Linked DNA regions of Homo sapiens: region 1 is linked to region 2. A link is a contact called in ENCODE POLR2A ChIA-PET data. All regions are on one chromosome and are shown on one strand. Each heading gives the region's core, a stretch centred on a gene start or an enhancer-like site at or near the end of the contact. The rest is flanking DNA. Distances are from core to core; before and after follow the strand shown.

Region 1 (3,818 bases), core at 755-3,254, 1.4 Mb after region 2:
AGGCCAAGGCAGGTGTATCACGAGGTCAGGAGTTCAAGACTAGCCTGGCCAAGAAGGTGAAACCCTCTCTCTACTAATTAATAATACAAAAATTAGCTGGGCGGGAGGCTGAGGCAGGAGAATTGCCTGAACCCGGGTGGCAGAGGTTGCAGTGAGCCAAGATCGCGCCACTGGATTCCAGCCTGGGCAAAAGAGTGAGACTGTCTCCGAAAAAAAAAAAAAAAAAAAAAATCAGAAGAATAAAGGTATGATACATTATTTTGCATCTGTGGGCTCTTCATATTAGCCCAGTGTGACAAGGTCATTTGGTATATCTTCCCACATTGCTTTTATGTCCTTGGGGAGAAAGTGGGGTACTGAGTTGGCAAGTAGTGACCACGCCAGGTACTCCTGTGTGGCAACAGCTGAGTAGTGGCAGTCGATTGTTTTCTGTGACATGAAAAGCCAGCAAACTGGCTTAAGGTCACTTCCCCTGGGGTTTGAGGATTTCACAAGGAGAGCTCTATCTGAGCAGGACATTTCTTTAAGAACGTAGCTTTGAAATGTTCGAGACATCAGGACAAAACAGTCCCAACCTGAGTATTGAGGCTGGACTACAGATGCAACTGTTACGCAACAGAACACACTGTGATAAGACATCTTGAGTTGGGTCCTTGTTTTCACATAAAGCAAGAGGCTAGTTTCCTGAAAATAAGTCTCCATGAAGAGACTGGCTACCCAGTTAACGGCAAAAAACCCCCATGGCTCACTAGTAAAGAGATGGAAGAAAACCAGTTGATAAATTAAAAAGGGCTCATTCATTCTCTTTCCAGGGCATGCATAGGAGAACAGAGTGAGACAAGTGGGATCTGCTTATTTTGTTGAGTCTTTCAGTGACTTTCAGCTGCAAGGGCAACTCTACTGAGAAGGAAAGATTTCACTCAGTAAACATTAGCATGTTTCCAACCCTGCCTAGCCTCTCATTTCCAACAATCAACTTGATTGTTCTGTATTTTTAGGCCAGGATACACTAGGGCTGAATTTCTGTAACTCAGGATGTTCTATTTTAATCATCAGCAATTTTAAGGCATGGCAACATCTGAAAGAAAAAAAAAACGTAATGACTCTTTCTTACACACAGAACATGCACTTAAAATTGTCAAAACTCTCCATCTCCAGCATTAAAACAATCATCTTTCAAGAACAAAATCCTTTCTCAGTGTCTCTCAGCCCACAAGCCATGAGAATGTGTCTCCATTTCAAAACCCAGTCTGTACCGTCATGCTTCCGCTGTTTCTCAGCAAGCTGCCTTTCTTTGTAACTTTTTTCTTCCAAATCTGATTGATAGTGAAGCTGGAGCCTGAGATGTAAATTAATAAACCACACCAGGAACTCCTTGCATGGCAAAAGCTGAACAGTACAAATCCATTGTTTTCCTGGATGTGAAATGCCAGTCTGTTCTTGCATGAGCAAACTGGATTAAAGTCACTTTCCTTGGGGCCTGCGGATTTCACAAGGAGAACTGCATCTGAGCAGGACACTTCTTTAAGATGTAGCTTCAAAATGTTTGGGACATTGGACACAATAGTCCTAAGCTGAGTATTCAGGCCGGACTATGGGTGCAACTGGTACTGCCCTGACGAGGGGCCACACAGCTCTAAGTCCTTCTTTGTTGCCCCATGTGCCTTGAATGGATGTTTTCTTATAGGAAGCGGATGAACAAGTTAACACAGGATCTGGCTGGGCTGCTTACTAACTATGTGATCCTGGGCAAATCATTTAATTTTTCTGAGCTTCGGTATCCTGATCTGGAGAATGGAGATGCGAATTTCTATATTGCAGTGGTTGTTAGGGTCATATGTAATGCAGTCTGTAAAAACAGTGGGTCACTTTTAAAGCACTATGTGAATGTTTGGTGTTTTATCAGCTGGATCAGAACACTGGAGTGCTTTTGAGGGAGAAGGCCAAAATGAACTGAAAAGTGATGGGAAGTGTACTCTGTGAAATAGTCATAGCTTCCATTTTTGGAACACTTAACGCATGGCAGACACTATGCTATGTGCTTCACATGGACTTTCTTGGCATTCACAACCACTAACATGGTTGGTGGTGGCATCTTCGTCTTTCAGAAGAGGGGCTAGAGACTTAGAAAGGGTACATGACTTCACTTCCTCTTGGTCACAGAGCTGGAGTGGCAGACTGGGACTCAAACTCCAACATGCCTGATTGCCAGCCCAGGCATTCAGCCAGCACTCTTTACTGCTCTGTCCTTTATACCATTCAGCGCATCTTCACATGGACCTCTGAACAGTCACTGGCCCCAAGTCTCAGGGTTTCATCAGTAAGTACATGAGTAAACCATGAAAGCCAGCTTTGGTCATGAGGAGTAGAAGTAGCACCAAATAGCTCACCAAGAGAAAGGGAGAAAAATTGGAAATTAGCACAATTTGGCTTGCACTGAATGGTCAGAAGACCTGGACCCTCCACCACACTTCTGACATGCAGTGTGACCTTAGGCCAGTCCCATCTTCTCTAAAGCTTCATTTTCCCACTAACCTTAAAGAAGTTCAAGTCAAAGAGCACAGTGATGAGTCCCACAGATCATGCTTGAGATGGTGACAGTGTTAAAATACTGACTCCAAAATACAGCCTGGCAGTTTATCTTCTCGAGTTTCCTGTTTCTATGACACTGTACGGTGAGATGGCCAAATGCAGACTCCAGAGCCAGAATGCCAAGCTCTGCCACCAGCTCCTCACACAACCCTGCACAAATCACTTTAACTCTCTGTGCCTCAGTCTCCTCATCTGTAAAATGAGGGTAATAGGCCGGGTGCGGTGGCTCACGCCTGTAATCCCAGCACTTTTGGAGGCTGTGATGGGCGGATCACGAGGTCAAGAGATTGAGATCATCCTGGCCAACATGGTGAAGTCTCGTCTCTATAAAAATACAAAAATTAGCTGGGCGTGGTGGCATGTGCCTGTAGTCCCAGCTACCTGGGAGGCTGAGGCAGGAGAATCACTTGAACCTGGGAGGCGGAGGTTGCAGCAGTGAGACGAAATCGCGCCACTGCACTCCAGCCTGGCGACAGAGTGAGACTCCGTCTCAAAAAAAAAAAAAGATGGTAATAACTGGACCTAGCACATAAGGTTGTTGTGAGGATTAAATCAGGTAAATATGATGAAGCCATCTGAACCAGTGTTAGCACAATGTAAATATTCAGTAAATGGTAGCTATGATAATAAAAGTAATACATTAGTTTTCAATAAGCACATTATAAACAGAGATGTGGCTAAGAGATCCACCACAGCTGGTAAATGGAGAGGGTGCAGAGATCCTGCTGTCACATGCTTTGCCATACATTGACATATTCTGGAGTAACTGACTGCAAAGCTGAAATGGCATCCCCAACTGAATTTACTGAAATTCATATATTTAATATTTTTGACTGCCTTCTCTTCTTCCCAGTCTAAGACCTGAATATGGGATCTATACCCTTGTTTTTAAGCAGGAGTTCATGTTATAGATTCTTCCTGACCGTAAACCGGGAGTTGGGTGGTTGAGAGAAAAAGAGTAGAGATCAAATACTAATGATCATTTAAAAAAACATATCAGGCTTGTCAGGCACGGTGGCTCACACCTGTAATCCCAGCACTTTGAGAGGCTGGGGCAGAGAATCACTTGGCCCAAGTTTGAAACCAGGGCAACACAGGGAGACTCTGCCTCTACAAAAGAAATTTTAAAAAACTAGCCAGGCGTGGGTGGTACACGCCTGTGGTCCCAGCTACTTGGGAGGCTGAGGTGGGAGGATCGCTTGAGCCTGGGAGGTTGAGGCCGCAGT
Region 2 (3,623 bases), core at 409-2,908:
GAATAATAGAAAATATCACTGCATCACATGCAGTAAAGGTAAATATTTTGTTAAACTTTTGTTCCAGTTTGTGTGTGTGTGTGTGTGTGCTGGGACGTAATGTAAAAGGTATCATTTTTCCAAAAAGTTTGAAAAACAATTTTTAATGGCTGTTCTTTATTCTGAGATTCTGTCTTTCATTTTTTGAATTTTTTAAAGTTTTTAAAGTCCTTACCTATCAGAATAAAACAGCAACAACCCTATGTCATTTGCCACTCTCCACCTTTTTCTTTTTCCCTACTGTTCCTTTTAATCCAAAAGTTTGGAAATCTTTGCTATAGTGGATTAAAACATGATTCGCCTTGTTTTTTTTTGTTTTTTTTTTTTTTGACAGAGTCTCACTCTGTCACCCAGGCTGGAGTGCAGTGGCGCAAACTCGGCTCACTGCAAGCTCTGCCTCCCGGGTTCACGCCATTCTCCTGCCTCAGCCTCCCGAGTAGCTGGGACTACAGGCGTCCGCCACCATGCTCGGCTAATTTTTTGTATTTTTAGTGGAGACGGGGTTTCACCGTGTTAGCCAGGATGGTCTCGATCTCCTGACCTCGTAATCCGCCCACCTCGGCCTCCCAAAGTGTTGGGATTACAGGCGTGAGCCACTGCGCCCGGCCAATTTGCTTTGTTGACAGTATAAATTGGCATAATGTTTTGGGGGAGCAACTTATATACAAAGAGACTTTAAAATGTTCATAAGATTTGATTCATTAATTTTCTTTATAAAAATCTATGCTTAGGAAATATCCTAAATATAGAAAAAAGTGTAAGTCTATTACAGTTTGTTGCATATAATAAAGGAAAATTAAAAACCATTTAAATATTCAATAAGGAACTAGTTAAGTAAACAAATAAATGTACATCCATTTATACAACCATTTAAACTAATAGTCATAATAATGTGAGAAGAATGCCTTTATAGTATAATATTAAAATCATAGAGTGACCACTCACATAGTGCTACGAAGTGCTAGGCCGTGTGCCTTTCCTATATTAACTCATTTAGTCCTTAAAATAACCCTATGAAGTAAGTCCTGTTATTATCCTCATTTTACAGATGGGAAAACTGAGCAGGTCATTTTCCAACAATTCGCTGACACCAACTGGATGTCCTACAGTTCAATTCGATTCTGACACTAACTACCTAGAATTAGCACAGACCCCCAAGTTAAGGGCTCAGTCCTACAAGGCCCTACGTTAGACACCAGCCATAGGTGGGATCCCCAAGCTATCTACACTTCAGCCTGGCCAACTACAAATTAAGCGGTTATCATGATCTTCCTTTCAGGTTCCATAATTTGCTAGAATAACTCACAGGATTCAGGAAAGCATGTACTTAGAATTATAATTTTATTATAAAGGATATGACTCAGAAACAGCTAAATGGAAGAGATGCGAAGGACGAAGTATGGGTTTGGGGTGATGCAGAGTTTCCTTATCTTCCCTGGGCAGCACTCTCCTAGCACATCTGTTTGTTCCCCAACCCAAAAGCTGCCTGAACCTAGTTGTTTCTGGGTTTTCCTATGGTGTTTCATTACCTAGACATAATTAAACTATTGGCCACATGACTGAACTTAATCTGTAGTACCCCTCCCCTCCCTGGATGTGGGGGTGGTGCTGAAAGTTAAACCCTCTAATCATGTGCTCCGTCTTTCCTAACATAAGTCACCTCATGAGCATAAATTCTGGTAAAGCTGACAGTGACTCATTATGAATAACTGACACTCCTATCACTCAGGAACTTCTAAGAGTTTCAGGAGCTCTGTACCAGGAACCAGGGGCAAAGAACAGTATATTTTTTATGTCACGCTGAGGCACAGAGAGGTTAACTTGTCCAAGATCAAATAGTATGTGACAGAGCTGAGATTGAAAATTTTAAAAATTCATATGTATGAACATATACAGGAAGGAAATATCCCAAAATGTTTAAGTTAGAAGATGGGATTATATTAAAACATATTTACTAGGATTATAAATTTATACATACAACGTCATGGGAAATGTAATCTTTACTACAACTTGGAGTGGAGATGTTGCATCATTTGACAATCCTAAAGTTGCAGAATATTAGAGCTAAAGAACCTCTTTAAAAATAAGGAACTATGATCCACAGCATGAGACTTGATCTATATCATACAGTGGGTTGATGACAGAACTGAAGCTAGAATCCAGTTCTCTTTGTTTCTGTCTGTCTCAATTTTATATAAATCAGCTAGATGCTCCTCTGGTCTGTGTTCATGTAGATTAGATATGGACACAGACCATAGCTTTCATATATGTTTGAGATCCTGGCCCTTTATTCAGACTTTCCGATTTTGTATAGGAATCCTCAGCCCCTCCCCACACTGAGACTCAAGTTTTGGCTTGGCGTAGGGTACCTCTGAGATGAAAGACCCAAATAGGACTCTCCTAACTGTCTCCCTGATCTAACCTTGGCCTCCATGAGGGGAAGAAGATAAATAAGGGTACAGTCTTCCCTTGGCAACCCCTTTTTCCAAGTTATCCCAGTTACCAACAAAATTTCTCTGTTACAGGGCTCTGTGGACTGTCCCACTCTGGAGTTTGAGTATGGAGATGCAGATGGGCATGCAGCCGAGTTGTCAGGTATGAGGTAGATGGGTCAGTAGCTAGTGGAAGAATGGCCAGGAGGAGAGGGAAGGGGCCTGTGATCTCCCTGGAAGCTTGTCTGTTCTCACCAAGTGGCTGTTGAACAAAGGCTGTTCTCCACATTCCTTTTCCTCTCCATCCAAGTGGTAAATATCTCTTTGTTTGTCTTCACATTTCCTTCTGTGATTCTCCTTGGCTATGGTATTCTTCATTCTGTCATTCTATCACTCTTTCCTGCTCACTCTTCTTTATTCTCTTTGAAAATAACTGATTTGGTGCACTCTCAAATCAGTTTTCTCTCCATCTTCTCCATATTCCTTCTCTTTTTCTCTTCCTGTCACCCATATCTTTGCCTGCCTACTTCTTTCTGCTGCCCTCTTTCTATCCCATGCCATCTCTTTTTCCTTTGTCTCCTCTACCTCCATCTTTTCCTTCTTCCTCTCGCAACTGCCCCTTATTAAAATCTCAGCAAAGTCCGAGGAAAAACTATAGTCAACTGGCCAGCTGAGCAAGGCTGGACATGTCACCTGCATCCATCATAGTAGAGTTCTGCTTGGATGTTTATGAGCTGGGGTTAAGTAATTCCATTCTTCTTTCAGTGCTGGCCTGCTTGTCTCTGTCTGGATTTTTAGCTTAGGGTAAATGTGATCTCCTCACATTAAGGGCCTCCATGTTACATGTGCTATGAATGCCAGTTATTAATAAACAAGCTTTGGGTGGAGATGTGTGAAATTTAAATATTCTGTCACATGGAAGTGATACTTTGAGGCATGCTTTTTCAGAGAAAAGAGACAAACAATTTTAAAGACGTTCTTGTGCATGAGCACAGAGAATAAATTTTGTGATGAGTGACAGAGAAATAGAGAGCTAAGTTTAATAACCAACAAAGGATTAGAATTCATAATAGGAATATGATATAAATATATATATATTTTAAAGAGAGGAGAGAGATGAGCAACCCAACAAAGAAATGGGCAAAGAATATA

Evidence for each region. ChIA-PET counts read pairs that join two places held with the same protein, here RNA polymerase II (POLR2A).
Region 1: POLR2A ChIA-PET joins it to region 2 with 27 read pairs in CD4-positive, alpha-beta T cell. The contact joins two enhancer-like sites. POLR2A ChIA-PET finds 5 or more read pairs at or near these places in 2 of 52 experiments (CD4-positive, alpha-beta T cell and activated CD4-positive, alpha-beta T cell).

The regions. Positions count from the first base shown.
Region 1 is chr7:130,880,352-130,884,169 of GRCh38, forward strand. It overlaps LINC-PINT (long intergenic non-protein coding RNA, p53 induced transcript), which reads right to left. Exons shown (of 8, transcript NR_170176.1): 8 at 641-2,385. Among named protein-coding and RNA genes, the nearest start is that of MIR29B1, 4.7 kb to the left of the region's middle. Within about 2 kb of position 2,005, at least 6 of the 41 ENCODE cell types and tissues checked have a DNase peak (open chromatin) inside an H3K27ac peak, as active enhancers do.
Region 2 is chr7:129,437,458-129,441,080 of GRCh38, forward strand. STRIP2 (striatin interacting protein 2) reads left to right here. Exons shown (of 21, transcript NM_020704.3): 2 at 2,565-2,634. Among named protein-coding and RNA genes, the nearest start is that of STRIP2, 4.8 kb to the left of the region's middle. Within about 2 kb of position 1,659, at least 5 of the 41 ENCODE cell types and tissues checked have a DNase peak (open chromatin) inside an H3K27ac peak, as active enhancers do.